Regions from separate parts of the Mus musculus genome. Here region 2 is linked to region 1. The links are chromatin loops, found by intact Hi-C in ENCODE. Cell type or tissue: heart. All regions are shown on one strand. Each heading gives the region's core, and the rest is flanking DNA. Links, peaks and the distances in the headings are about the cores only.

Evidence for each region. Peaks named below come from ENCODE experiments on the same cell type or tissue, not always from the same donor. Only the 100,000 strongest peaks of a DNase experiment are listed, where the experiment ranks them.
Region 2: it touches region 1 in a loop (13-fold over the local background); 19 of 42 quality-filtered maps call a loop at or near these places.

The regions. Positions count from the first base shown.
Region 1 is chr2:8,752,259-8,760,366 of GRCm38, forward strand. No RefSeq gene overlaps it. Among named protein-coding and RNA genes, the nearest start is that of Gm30957, 190 kb to the right of the region's middle. In heart, for the core only: a CTCF peak has its summit at 2,072 (motif pointing right); no DNase peak of the experiment used is centred there.
Region 2 is chr2:10,004,855-10,012,962 of GRCm38, forward strand. The region is part of intron 2 of Taf3 (TATA-box binding protein associated factor 3); the gene reads right to left. Among named protein-coding and RNA genes, the nearest start is that of Taf3, 40 kb to the right of the region's middle. In heart, for the core only: a CTCF peak has its summit at 5,627 (motif pointing left); no DNase peak of the experiment used is centred there.

The sequences.
Region 1 (8,108 bases), core at 1,342-6,341:
TGTATCTCTCTACCAGTGGCAAAAATGTCACAGAATTGATTTGTGACACATGATCACAATCTGTAATAAGAACACTTTATAAATTCAAAGGCCAGGCCAAAAGTAAGTGAAGAGGAGAACTGTAAACCACATACTTGTATTTTTTTACACGATTAACAGTAAAAGGGTCAGCACATTAAGTTGGCTACATATATTGCTGTATACAGAAAACCCAGTTTTCAGCCTCAAGGCGTAAAGCACACATGGTAACTACACCACATCCAAGGAGGAGATAAGTGGAGGCTGTACCACATTCGTATGGATACTTAACAATGTGCCAATTCATTATCTTAATTTGGATGGATTTCTTTCTGGATGAAAGTGTTTGCCTGTAAGTCACGCAAATCTAGGAGAAAAATGGGAAGGCAAAGAAAAGATGTTTTCCTTTTAAAGAAAAAATTTTCTAAGTGTTTTAACTAATGAATATGCAAGAAGATATTCCATTCACTTCTAAATTTGATTTGATTCTGCTATATGCTTTTAAAATAAAGGTGTCATTGTGTGTTAAACAGTTAATGTACACATTCTTTATGCATACCTTTTTATATTATTTTGCTCTACTTTGCATGTTGTTGGCAGATCCTGGGTTGTTGAAAATGGCTTAGACCACTGAGTCCAAAGTAAATGAATATATATTCCAATGAAAGCCTACTGACTGATGAGCAAGACATACAGCAAACAAATCTCAGTTACTTACTTTTCATTTTAGCTGTTGATTGCGTTCAATGTCTTGTGTATATATATATATATATATATATATATATATATATATATATATATCCCACATCAAAAATATAAATGCATTTTTCACTCTCTTGAGTAACAACCCCACTCATATCAAGCATATTAACTCCAGTCTTTTATAGACTATCTGTGATCCATTTTTCTCTGTACTGCCTTGCTCTGTGAGAGGACAGCAGACAATCCTGCTGTTTGCAGACTCGAGACCTAACTATGTCTACAGAGTTTTAAGATGAAGGAGCAAGAGTTAGTTATACAGAATGGGAGGCCAAGGTTGGAGAACTCTGAATATGTCCTATCTCTTCAGGTTAAGATTCTTTTAAAGTCTAGTAGAAAGGCAGAGGGATAGGCAGCTGGCAGCTGCACAATGTAGCCCTTTGAATGATCTGTGTGTTACAGGAGAAAATAAACACCATTGTAATAGAAGCTGCTTTAAAAAGGAAGACAATTTGAATTGCTAGTGAATTCAAAACTTAAATGAGACTAACATCAGCTCTTACACAGAAGGTAGTAGAAATATTCTTCTTTATGTAGAATACTAAAATGTAAGACCAGGGCTGGTAAGGTAGTTCTGTGGGTAAAGATAGCACTGCAATTACTATGCAAGTCTGGGAACCTGAGTTTCATTCATCAAATCAGTATAAATTAAGGAGGAGAAGACTAAATTCACAAAGATATTCTGTGAACTTCCCATATAAGCCACGATATGAACCAATCCACAAATGTGAGCCCCCTTCCATGAATACACTCGCAAATAATAAATAAATAAATAAATAAATAAATAAATATATTATCACAAGATTGTCACAAGATAAGTGTCTCTTATGTCTGGCTCTTTACTAGTTTGTATAACTAATCACACAGGTGGGAACTGTTGTCTCCTATAAATTGTCAGTGTGTTCAAAGCACTGGCAAAAATGAGCACTTGTATATCTGAAATTTAGTGCTGAACATTTTAGTAAGTGGAAACCCCATGATAATATGTATGTATCCGTGGTCCACTTAAGATCTTTCCACGTAGTTCTTAAATATTGATAGATATTATCTGTATAGAATGATTCATTCTTTTAAACCTAGGGAAAACTTCCCTGTAAAGGTAGAGACAAGGAGAAATCAAACAAATTAGCGATATAAGAGAGGTGGTTTGGCCATTACAGGCTAGACTCACAACCAAAATATACAAGGTACTTTCTAGTCCTTTAAAAATGCATTAACACCTTGCCAGTCTCCATATGGGTCTCTGGCAAAGCAAATGGGATTTACATGAACATGCAATAATTCATGTTGCCACTGGGTGGCAATGGCAGCTTTTCTCTCCAAACTATGCATGGTGCCCATAATGCAATTTGGTGCCCATAATGCAATTTAGTGCCAAAGCTCTTGGTCCCCAAGTTTCTCAGGATAATCAGGTGCAAACTACACTTGTGTTATGTTCATGACACAACATATGTCCTCTTTACATTTCTTGCTTTTGGACTTATTCCAAAGCTAAGACAGTTACTAATGTTCCCTTATACCCAGCCAATCATGAACTGTATGGTACCAAGTGCATGAGGAAGAAAAGGCAAAATAAAATGTAGTAGAAAATAAAGCAGGTACCAGCAGAATTGCCTTAATGCCTTCTGCTAGTGAAAGCTTGCAGAGAACCTAAGTATCCTTTAGACTGTTGTCTGTCACACAGCAGTAGTGCTATCCTTCATTCTCTTTAGCACCTCGTTGCCTAAAACATCTTCCCCTGGCCCATAGATAACTTGCAATAATATGGACACACACTTCAGAAGTGCAGTTCAGACAGTGAGCTAAGAATGCTTCCATTTCCCAGGATCCATTTGTTGTAAATGGACAAAGAGAAGAGAAAATATTTTGGAAAATTGTTAAAATATGTATGGTAATGAAGGCTTTGCAACAAATTTTGAGGGGAGATAAATGTGTAGACACTTGAATTCTAACAAATTCAAAGTTTAAAAATGATAACAAGGTTTGAGACCTTACCACAGGCTAGAATAATAACTTTTTTTCATGGAAATACAGGTTTAAGTGTATCCATCCGAATAGAAGTCATCTAAGTGTAAATAGCTTTTCTAGTTCATATGAAGGGGTGATCTTAGATTATTATTTTCATTACTACAGTAAGGTGGTTATATCAATAAAGTGAGATAATATTCTACAAATGTGAACAACAAAACAATGAAGACATATCTTTTATTTCTCTTGGGAAATGTACTCCTACTTTAACTTCCAGAAACCTTGGTCAGTTTCATGGGCTTTTCTTAGTAAATAGAACTCAAGTACAAAATTCTCATAACTAATGGGTATATATGACTAAAAACGTAACTATTGCATCTTTTTATTATCCTAGGCCTCTCTGACAGAGGAAACATACATAGATACCATTTTAGATCTATAGATAAACTAGACAGGATAAAGCCAACTTTTAAATCTTTTCCATGTTTCCTTCCTACAGTGCCTTAATTAATCATATACATTTGGGAAAAGATATTCTTCATAACCAAAGAGAATACATTCACTTCTTCCCCATGGGACTTTGTCTAAGAGCTTCAAGGCCTGGACTGAGTTGAAATTTTGCACAGTTGAAAGCAAGACTTAGGTACCTTGTGTACTGTTGTCCACTCTATTCTTGTTATGTATGAGACCTGTTAAATGCATTAGGTCAAAAAAAAAAAACATTACAGTTACAAATAGAAATTTGAAAACTAATTAGAGATATAAGAGAGCAAAAAACTATTTCAAAATCTTCAAATACTTATTATGATTTGAAAACACAAATAAATCCAGTTGTTATGATCTTGTGTCCAGACACATGTGTTCATACACAGACAACAGAGACACACTCATGGAGGAACTGGAGTGCCAGATTGACGAACGGAAGTAGAGCTGAATGTATTTTTAACTTGGAAGAAAATGGGAGGTGGCGTTGTGTGCATGTTTACTAAAATTGCATGTGAATTGGGGCTTTCCTGATATCTTTGTATTTGCAAATTAATGTACAACACTGACTAAGTGTGGCACTTCATGTAAGTCATTTAGGAAAAGGCTCGTTAAGAATGTGTGACCACAGAGAGACACGACCGGGCACACCTGTGAGGCATGGGGCTCAGGAACTACAAGCCATCCTCAACAACATAGACAGTTTGAGTCCAGCCTGGTCTACATTTAAAAGTTAAACTCAAGAATAAATGTAGACAAATTAAAAAACATCAATGCCTCCCTATGGAGAATTTTGTGGCTTACCCACACATCTTGGTAGCCTGCTCATGGATTATGTGACAAGAACACTTGCTGCTAATGAGATATGCACACTAGAGAATGACTGAGCAAAGCTCTTCTAGAACAAAGATACACGTAGTTTAACATCCAGGGTTACACTTATTTAATTTTAATGTAAAGTTCATCCATGGATTTATACATCAGTTACAAAAAGTTAGAATTCTGATGCAGATGCTGTGTCTTCCAGCCTTTAATACAAAAACAATACTCAACATATGTCTCGCCACATGATAGTTGCACATACATCTGGTTATCTTCTCCCTTTCTAGCCTATGTGTTTCCCTAGGCATTGCCAAAGAGGAATTCTTATTACGATAAAATGTATGCATTCTGTAACTTGCCTCTGCTTCCACTCTGGCTCCAGCAGGCTGCCTTCACTTGGTTAATATTTGTTCTTAGCTGCTTCCTCATTCTCTGGGCCGAGCCAGCCTTCCTGGAAGTCTGTGTTCCCCATGGCTCTCGAAGCTACATAAATAAAAATGTTTTTTAACTGAGGTCATTAAAAGGTTCACAGAATTTTTTCAAGATTTAAAGAGTAGCTGAGGATGCAGGCATACAAACCAACAGGACACAGCTTCCAAGTGGAAAGGAAAGGTCCCCAGGAACATTTTTGTCCCTGCCTTCCCGTGAATTCTATGCTCTGACAGATCCCCAGGAGGGGCATTTAATATTTGAAGGCTAAAAAGAGATAGAATCCTGTTAAAATATTAATAAAAAATCTATGAATTCAAGATAAATACATTGCAGACAAACATGGACTCTTAAATATGTAAGAGAGCATTCAAATACTTTCAGATGAAATTTGAAATTTTATATTTTGAAAACACAAATGAGATTTTCTTAAAATATAACTCAAGAAAAAAGATGGGAAAATAAAAACAGGCAAAGTTAAAAAAAAATACACTTTCAAAAAAGTTTATTCATGGCAGTGAACATGCTTTTCCAAGGACAAAGGTGCTACATTTGAAATCAGTATTTCGTATTAGCAGTTTCTACACCACATTCTACACTGCATCATAATTTTTTTGCGGGCAGTGGTGCTTTTCTAATTTTCTCTTATGTTTATTTATTAATTGATTAATTGATTCTCTCTCTTTCTCCTTGTGTGTGTGTGTGGGGGGGTGCGGGTGCACGCGCATGCATGTGTGAGCACATGTGCACGTGTGCATGTGTGCGTGTGTGCTTTTATGGAGTGTACATGCATATGGAGATAGAAGAATAGCTCTTGGGAGTCAGTTCTTTTCTTCCACTATGCGACTTCTGGGGATGGAATTCAGATCATCAGGCCTGGCAGCATGCACCTTTGCCCTATAAACCAACTCATTGGTCCAACTCTGTTTTGTTGTCGTTTCTTTTCTTAGTTTGTCGTGCAATGTATTATCATCAAATATTCAGGCATCTGACAATGGTCTATTTAATTCTAATTGTCAGCCAGTGTATGCCAACTCAAGGAGAAGCAGAGTAGAGAAAAACTGATCCAAATCTATGCCATTTGTTGCCTATGGTGGAGCAACCTCAGAAGCTGCCTGAGGGAATTTAGTAGTCTTGCTTGCAGATGGTCTCAGTTCTACCCTAGCTTTAAAACATCACAAGTGGTATCATTCAGCAACTGAATCCCTCACTATAATTTATTCTTCTATGAGAAATATGCATAACTCACTATAGGAGATGTTAGTGCTCTGTGTGGTTATTTAAGTAAAATTTGAAGCTACTGTGCTGAGACAATACAGTATTTATAAAAACTGTGCCCTCAATAATCTATCAGTAACCTCTTGAAAGTGCATGCTTACAGAAGAGTGACACATAACACATGTCTAAAATCCATCTAGCAAATCATCTGTCTCATTAGTACAAACTGAGCTGTGTATCTGCTTATTGATCCTAGTGAAAAAAGACAACACAGGTTTTGTTTTCTGAAAGAACCCTGAAATACAGAATTATCACTTCATGAATTCTAAATTTTCAGAGTGTTTCAAGAACAGATCTGTTGTTTATCTTGAATCTATTCTTTAGAGTATTTGTTTTTAAAAACTCTGTTGTATTTTATCTTAAATTTGAATAAGCTAAAATTAAGACAAAATTCTACTATATAAATTATTTGTCAATGAGTATTATGTTTTCTTGTTAGAAATTTATCACATATTCATAATCCCACTTTACATTTTATGACTACCAGTGATACAGCCATTTATAAAGTTAATTGTTTTTGTCTTTATGTATTGTCTTTCTATTGTAGTTCTGCTTTGCTTTCTGGCTTTTCTCTGAAGGATCCTTTCCAGTGAGTTTCAAAGGATCAGAGTAATTTATGCTTATTTTAAGTCAGTAAAATTAAATATCAGAGTAATGTCTAATATATTAATTTTACATATCTTAATATATTTATCTCCTAGCCAACTGAAAAAATCTGTAGGTGCAAATTTCAAAGCATCTCTTCATAGTTAATATTATCAATCATCTATCTGAACATAAGGTTTATTATTATATTCTAGCATATAGATCACTTTAATCTTGATTAAAATACTCCTGGTTGGATATCTTTATGTCAAAATCTAAATCTATTTATAACAGAATGCTTTGATACTTTGCATTATATAAAACTTGAAGACAGTAAACTTAAATTTATTTTGAGCCTGTTACATGAATGATTGTAATTTTTTCTTTAAAATTGAAATTGAATGTCTTAACTTTATTATAAATTACATCACTTTTTAAAGAATTAGTGAGTCCTTTTCATCTTTGTTCTCAAACAATGCCCTTATTTTGTTTTCCTTTGGTTTTTAAACAGTAGTGTTGCCATTTATTTGTGATCCTTTGATTTTATTTGTTGTTATTCAACTGAAGATGATAATATTTTTAATATTATTTTTATAAGACATTGTTATTGTCATTATGATTAGATATATTCTTGATTCCTAAGAGAACACCTGCCTTTGCTATTGATTTTCCTTCAATTTTGGTTATGGGTTTTGTTATACTTGGAGCTAACTTTAGTATTTCTAGTGCAGATCTTTTCTTTCACATTTTCTGTCAGCATTGCTTATAATTCATTCTCTCTCTTTTATTCTCCCTTAGTTTTCTCATTTTGGATTTACTGAACAGTGCTTTCCTTTACATAAGGAATAGGCATTTCTGTTACTAACATTTCTCATTGCTCTGACCAAATGTCTGACAGGAAGCAACTTAACCGAGGAAGGGATAATACCAGCTTGTGATGGTCCACCACGGAGAGAAGGGCATGGTGTCAGGGGACAGAAAGATGGCTGGGCTTTGCCTCTGGGATGCTACACTTCAGTAGTTGATGAGTCAGAAAGCATAGAGGCCAGAGGAAGTTGTGTGGGCCATTAAACTGCAAGACTTGCTCCCAGGAAACCCCTTTCTTCAGCAAGGCTCCAACTCATGGAACTTCTACAGCCTTCCTAATCGGGCCATCATCTGGGAGGGACCTAGTGTTTAAATAGGTGAATCTATGGATGTATTTCTCCTTCAAATATAATTTACTCAATGGTACTTCTGTTTTCTTTCAGCACTAGGAAGTAAAACAATGGACTCTTGAATGTTCCATCACTGAACTGCAGTGCTATTGGTAATTTTCAGTTCTTTCTGGTTGGTGTTTGTACCTAGCGCTACAAATACAGTAAGTAATACATCTCCTATTTCCAATCGATTTCTCTGCTTCTATGTTTAGAAATAAAAAAAAAACCAATACATTATGTGTTTACTTGGTTGGATTCGGATACAAGGTTTGACTCTAGTTACTTACTATGTAGACCAAGTTTTAAGTCACAAAGCTGATTTTTGGCTAGCTTGTCATACGTAGAATCTTCCAAAGCTTCCTCTCTCTGGATGAAAAGCTCCCCAAAATCTATTATAGCATGAAACAATTAAAACATCTCACTGTATATATTTATGGTAGATAGCATTGCATTATAGAAGGGTGTTTTTATACTAGACAATATTGCATGTTGGTGTATGTTCACATACTGCCAATTCTCAACCTCCTATGACCACTAATCTCCTTAGTTTCCATAAACAGTTTGTGT
Region 2 (8,108 bases), core at 1,006-6,005, 1.3 Mb after region 1:
ATCCTTTTTTAGTGTTATATAACATTTCACGGCCTTTATTATATTATTGATAGGTATTTTAATCAGCTTTCATATCTAAAATTTTATATATTTCTCTTTTAAAAGGGTCTCAAAATTTGAGGGTCTTGCCATTGAGTAGTTTAGGCTGGCCTTCAAGTCATAATTCTAGTGCCTCAATCTCTAAAGTGCTTCTGGAATAAGAGCCAAGAAACCTCACTCAAGCGCCACCTCTGTCACTAACAGTTCTGAAATTCCTGCTCATGCCATGCATGCCCGCTGAGGTTGTATTTAGCATGCCTTGCAGCGTGAGGTCAGAGGCACAGCACCTGTGGCCTCTCATTATGCACACCAGTGGCATGTAGTACATACTCAAATGCAGTACACTGAAAAACTAGAGATCTTAAAGTACAATGAGTCCGCCACAAGGGGACCATGACACGAGGAGACAAAGACATGTGCTTCCATCAGACAGGGGCTCCTATCAGCCAGCCGTCTCCAAAATAACACATGAGATCCCAAAGGAGGAGGCATGTGTCATGTGATTAAAGGCCATGTTCTCTATTTCTGTCCCATATTGGCTTTGTAGTTCTCGGTCAAGTCACTTCCTCAAAAGGACTCAGCAGCCAGCCATCTTAGCTCCAACACTTCTGTGCTTTACCATGGCACATTACTAAAGGGAATGTGTATTGCTAGTGTATTAAAATAGTACCCCAAACCCCACTGTATATGATATCATGTTTTGTTCACGGTCCAAGGATTTAGAAGTAAACCGGTGCCAAAATACTGTAAATGTTTCCCCCCTTTGTGCCTTCAAGAATTGAGCAAGAAATGACAACTATATTTTCTTTAACATTTGCAGACAATTTCAGGCTAAGAAATGGGGCTATCTGACTTGGGTTTTAAACACTGAGAAATTAGCTAACTAATAACTGCAAACAGTCAACTATGAAAGGAATGGCAAGGCCTCTAAGTATTCCACCTCAACACCCACCGGGTCTAAGATCAGTCCCAAAGCTACACACTCAAACTGTCTTTTCAGAATTGTATAAAATCAGTATTAACTGCCTCTAAGGACTCAGACACTGCTACTGTCTCATGTACTCTACGAGGCTTTAGACTAAGCGTGTGGTCGTGTGACAGAAGCTATAGCCACATTATAAAGAAAGACTTGAACAGCCCAAGAAGGGCGGCAACAGCAAAACTAAACATGAGGTGAGGGATCGCCACTGGAATGGAGCGAGCGAGCGAGAAGGAACTCCAGAGAGCTCCGCAGGCCAGGCTGACAGTTACTTAGATTGCTGAGGATAAAGGAGGCAGATGAGGTCCCTGTGCAGGGAGAAAGCAGCACGCTTCCCGGCGTCAGGCCACCTGTCTGAGGAGGGGAAGACAAGCTTTAGGAGGTGAAAAAAGCCCTTCCAGCCCACGGGAAGATTTCAGGGGAAATGAGGATCTTGGCATCTCTCCAGTGATAACAATAATTAAACCAAGGAACTTTCACAACTTTTGAAAATATGTGTCGATGTCCAAATTCACAGATTACACGCGACATGACATAACAATTTACATTCATGACTGTAGACAGCTATCACACACTAATTTCTATACCGTCCCTTTCTTTTGTCCCGTGAACACCAGATATCAACAATCTCGACCTAAAGCTTCAACAATAAGTGGTCTTTTAACGAAACCATGAGGAAATGTTTAGAATATGTGCACGTGGGATAACCTACACCTAGACTTTCTTGCCCCAAGTAACTTTATATAAAATGTTCTATTTCAGCTTACAGAACGCCAGGTTCACAGTTAAAAATATGAGTGTTCGCTAAACAGGAAGCTAAAGTGTTGTTTTCAGGAAACAATAATTATTTTAAAATTCTAAAATGTACTTCAGACTGTTTTAAAAAAATTCATCTTAAACAGTGCTCTCATTTCTCTACTAAAATTTTTATTTAACAATTACTTAGGAGCAAAGAAAAGGTAACCATAAAGAGTGCTCCAAGCTATTTACCACACGTGACGTGTCTGCTTCTGGTCAGTAGGTATGTCCCTTCCTTCTACAGAGAAGGCAAAGCCCTAGGCAGAGAAACCACCTCATGTCACAGCTACAGACTTCCGTTCGCCACAACGGGAGCTTCCGACACAGTTTGCAGCCTATTTTCTATCAGTAAAATCAATCCTAGAAGAAAACACCAAGTTTTAAAATGTTTCCTCTTTTATTGCCCTCTTGATTAAAACTGAATTAAAATGTTCTCAAAGAGAGTGGCCATTTCCCCAATGCACTTCTTTGCTGGCAGGACAGTTTCTCCTCTTTTTTTTTTTTTTTTTTTTTTTGAGTAATGAGACACCGGAGAGTTTGGGGGTAAATTCACTACACTAACTATATTTTAAAAGGACCATTGTTCTATTTTTAAAGCTCTAACTCTTAGTGTTGCATTAGGCCTGCCACACAAAGATAACTCTGAGACGAGACACCAACTTGTCTTTCACGTAACTTTTCAGCTGGGGCCACGGCTCCCTGCGTGCCCGCCAGCGCCAGTGCTTAGAGCAGCCCTTCAGCCAGTGAGGCCACACAGCCTTTGGGCTTTCTCCCTCTCACAGCACAGTCTAGAGGATCCAGAAAGAAATCACAGCTTTTTCTGTATGTGTGTTGAGGAAACATTGCTGTAGCTACACTGGTGGCTGTGTGGGCCACACTATCAGAACTAAGAAGCATACGACCCAAAGATCATCTTCTATAGAAATTTTTAAAGAAAATGCTAACAGTTTCTAGAAGGGTGCCAAGTATTTCTATAACTTTTACTTAAGTGGTCACATAAATGCATTAAGTACTGAGAGAGAAGGAGGGAGGAAAGAACACAAGAGGCACAATTCTGGGGCAATGAGTGACACGGTTTCCTGTGTAGGAATAAGAACACCTGAAATCAACACCGAAGTTGGTCCCAGTCTCCTTACCTCAATTATCCACTAAGAGAGGAAAAGTCCCCTTAAAGCAAGGAAAAGCCACCGACTGATCTCTAAAGGAGCAAGAGCGAAGAACATATATTTTAAGAAATTGAAAAGCATAAACTCATACAGCCATAACAAAATACGGAATCCCAAGGCTGTAAAGTCTGCAAAGCGTTGTTGTTACATAACGCTGGAGAAGAAAGCCCACCGAGACATGTAACTTCTCTAGAGCGTGTGCTTTCCAACTGTAATGTGGCCCCTGCATGGGGGCATCTAGCAGGATTGCTACCAAGAAAGAAAATAAATTCTAGGTACATTTGCCCTAAGGTGATGGTGGTCTTACCTGCAGAAAATGGAAACAAACAGACTCGAAACTCTATGAGAAAGGTATCAGAAGGGTGTTCCTCTGAGTTAAAAACAAACCAGTGAATGAGTCTGTGTCCTTCCTGTCTTCTCTGCCTGTCACACACTCAAGCAGCAGTTCTTACAAAGGGTTCCTCACAGCTCCTCGTACGGGTAGGATAGGTTTCCTTTCCCACCAGAGTTTCTCAGCTAAGGAAACCAAAATCTGTGGCGTGGCCCCTGGGTAAGATGGATATCTATACAAAGTCAAAAATGATTATTTTAACAAGGAAACTCAAGTTATGTTTTTAATTTATAAATGCCTTCTATAATATTTGTTCTCTTGGCATTTTCTTTAAAAAGAAAACCAAGCAGCTTCTCATACTTCATCAGTTTAACACTGGAGCTCACGGCTCACGGCTGCCCAAACGCTACTTTAATCGGTTCCTGTCTCTTTAAAAAGCCTGCATAATTAATGACACTTTTAGTGCCATTCAAATAAATAAAAACCAGTATGGGTATATTCCACATGACAAGCTTATAGCTTTAAAAATCATTAAGAACTTGGCAATAATATTTTCAGCGAATTTTACTATTGCCTATCGATCCTAATGCACTTGACTTATCTGTAGAGATAAAACTTATCTTGACCTTGCTGAATACAAACAGCCCAGACTAAAACCTGTGATAGCCTCTGTGGGCGAAAAGGCAGCGATAACCATTACAAGACAATACAGGCAAGTCCCCACATTCAATACAAATGCTCCAACAAAAGGAAATTTTGCTTTATTTCCTCTTTGGTTATAAGAAATAAGAAAGCAATGGTTTTATGCCTTCAGATAAACAACATTCAGTTATTTTTTTTTCTAACCTACCTAGTATATTTTAAACAAACAGCAAAGCCTCTGTCTTAAGAAGTCCCATGAAGTACAAAGGAGCAGGGGACCAACAGGGAAGAAACTGAATGTCTTCCTTTGGGGACAGCTATAACATCAGAAAAACTCTGTGAAAAACAGCAGAATCCTTCCTTACCATAGCCTGAAATTTTCAGCTTTCACTTTAGTTAAACTCAAATATCCTGAAATGACACCTCCAGTGACTGAGGCCTGAAAGATAGTTCCAAGTGTTTCCCTTTATGTTATGATAGTGCCCTTACACAGGCTCACTCTTCTCAAATGTTAACACAGTGTTTTGTTTTGTTTTTTAAAATCAGATTGTAAAGAGCTAAATCCGAGTGGAATGGCCCAGCCTACTTCCCAAGCCTGCACAGCAGGCAGGCGGCTGGGTGCAGAGGGAGCTCACATGAACCCACTTTCACTTCTAGGCGCCTCTCTGCAGACAGAGCTACCTGTGCCACCTCTGGCCTTGTAACTAAAGTACTTCATGAAGTTAAAGAAAATTCTCAGGAAAATGCTGATTCCTTCATTCTACAAGGCTACTCATAGTGCTAAGATTTCTGATTCTCAACTAAATTTCTCTTGCAACTTTAAAGCACAAAATGAAATAATTTCAAAATATTAGTCATAAAGTTTCAGTTCCAAAACTGAGAAAAGACGTTATAGTTTGGCCTTGAAATCAATTTCTTTGATTTTAGACTACTTGGGGAGGCAAACCATAAAGCTTACGAAGTGTGGCCGGCCGGCCCGGGCGCTTGAACTCCAGGCTGGGACTCTCTAGTCTCACTGCCCTCCAGAGCCTGCAGAGGCCAGGCCATGAGTACACATTTAGTCACTCCAAATGACATTTATGAGAGTTAAGCAAGAGAGGCAGTTTCAGCCACCTTTCCACATCACTCTTTAGTGGTTTGATAACTGTATCGATGGCATATGATTTTAAGGAAGCACGAAAGGAAAAGTTATTAGCAAACTTGCTAAGGTGATCAGTAGCTTGCATCAGCAGAGCACTAGCACAGAATTAGCGGTCCTGCTACTACGCCAGGCACCCGAACACTCCTCTTGACCATGGCATATTAACTCCACTGGAACCAAGAATTTTAAACGTTCCCTACTGGATAATTAGCTCGTAGGGCCTAAATGAAACCTAAAGTAATTTTTATACATTTCCATCTCCAGCATTGCTTAGTGTAGAGAAAAAGCAACACAACTTCCTATATTTTAATAGAGGGCAGTTTAGGCACTTAGCTATAGATGGAACACAGACTTAAAAAAATGCCATCCACAAACAAACTCTGCCACAAAGAATACGGCTCAACTGCTAATTATACAGAGAACGGATTTTAATTACATAGAGAATATTGCTTTTAAAAACACTGCAAATTGCAAAGGCAGACAAGGAGTTAGGGAAGCAATACATTTCTCTTGCGTTACAACAGTGCCCTCTACTGGCAGTTATAGAACCCTGCAGACATAAAGTATGACATTTTTATAGGGGGGAAAGGCCAGGAAGAACAGAAATCTTAGCACTATGAGTAGCCTTGTAGAATGAAGGAAGCAGCATTTTCTGAGAATTTTCTTTAACTTCATGAAGTACTTTAGTTACAAGGCCAGAGGTGGCACAGGTAGCTCTGTCTGCAGAGAGGCGCCTAGAAGTGAAAGTGGGTTCTTGTGAGCTCCCTCTGCACCCAGCCGCCTGCTTGCTGTGCAGGCTTGGGAAGCAGGCTGGGCCATTCCACTCGGATTTAGCTCTTTACTCTGATTTTCTTTTAAAAAAAAAAAAAAAGGCCAGGAAATTGTGCTGCTTTTAATGTAAATGATGAAATCCAACTTGTGTCACGTTAAACCTAAACCAATGTTTAACTTGACATATGAAAAGCCTTCTGATGAAATTTGTAGTTTTAAAACAACTGAATTCAAAGAATGTTTCCAACTATATATCTAGTTAAAGACAAACCACATTTAAGTGATAAATAGATATTAGAAATACTTCAACATTTCTTGGTAAAAAATTCAGAGAGCTAAAGAAACTAAGATCTCCAATTAAATGTATGAATATTTTTCTTGGCATGCCATAAAAGTCACCACCCAACTCATTAACAACAGGTCTTCAACAACAAATTATTGAAACCAATTCAGAGCAGAGACAATATATGACTTTACTTATTATCTCTTGTAACTAGAAATATTTCTTTAACACAAAAACCTGTTCCACAAGAACACCCTTTCTAGCCACACACAGTTGGTGATGGTAACAGCTATTACTAACAAAATAACCATGGAGCTATAGCTGGAACAACAAATCTAGATGTTTGTAGGAAATCACAATACAATCCTCTCCGTGACATTTATCAAAGCTTTGAATCTTACACTATCAGATAGGGAGGGCATTAAGAAATACTGCTTATGGCTGGGCAGTGGTGGCACAGCACTCAAGAGGCAGAGCCACGATGATAGCTGAGTTCCAGACCACCCTGGTCTACAAGGATACACAGAGAAACCCTGCCATGAAAAAAACCAAACCAAAACAAAACACCAACCAACCAACCAAAACTAAAAACACACCAACCAACAACCAAAAATACAAACCAGTGTTTCTGAACTAGCATATTAAACAACTGATCTTAAATAATTACGACTTCACTATTAGCTGACTAGACTATAGAAGACTTCCTGTTATTTATTTATTTATTTATTTATTTATTTATTTATTATTTACCTATAATAAGTAGGTTAATTCTATCAGAGGGACCTACAAACTTCTGCTGCAGAAACTTTATCTTCAAATCAGCTCAAGATGAAACTGACTTTAAGAAGGGAAAACCTTGAAAACATTCTGAAGAACAAAGTGGCCACAGCAGGAAACTATCAGGCTGAGTTTAAAGACTAAGGGCAAGGCCTGCTGAGACATTCAAGGCTGTGAAAACTGGGAGACTGAAGCAGACAGACAGAAGGATGTCAAGTTCAGCAGCTCACAGCCTAGTGAGGGCTGCAAACGTTCAAGAGTTAGGTTAAGAGTTACCACCCAACTTTCCAACCGTAGGTCTTCATATCTTATTAATGGTGGTGTTTTCAATTTTATAAAGGGAACCAAGAGAAAAAGGAAACTTACATCTAATCTCTTATTTTGTAATGAGCTACTAAAAGCATCCTTCATTAGGCTGGAATGCACATGTAAAGACATTATATTCTACATTGTCAGTGGTAGGAAAACCAGAAGAAACAAAGAATGAATTCTGAAAGTATCAGAGAATTATAATAGAGATAAAATAGAATATTCCCATATCCCGAGGATCAGAAATTAATTTTTTACAAGGATATACTTTCCTGAAAATGACCAGAACTTAAAAGAAGTGAGTGATGAGATTTTCATACTTAAAGGAATGATGGATTACAAAAGGCAAGGAGCAAGGTGATCATGGATTAGAATGCTACTGTTTCCTCTCCAGAGAAGTCCATAGTTATGTTTCTTTCCACAGGCTCTTAAAAGACAGAGAGAGACAGATGGACAGACAGACGGAGAGAGATGGACAGAGAGAGAGAGAGGGAGAGAGAGAGAGAGAGACATGCACGTTTGTGTATATTTTCACTATTACATTATTACTTGTATAGTAGTCCAAGCCACTTTTTCTACCTCCTAATTATCTACCTTTTTTCTTAAAGGATCACATCTGAAATCTCTAAATTTAAACATGCACAAAATGATATTTTTTTTAAAAAAGTGATATTTTAAAAAAATCTACAACGAGGGGCTGGAAAGCTGGCTGGGAGGTTAAAAGTGCTTGTTCTGTTTCCAGCACCCACATGGCGACTTAAGTTGCATGAGTTCTGAGATCCTCCTCTGACCTCTCTGGGCACATGGCACACATACATATATACAGGCAAAACACTCATAAACATAAAATAAGTAAGTCTAAAAAATGAACA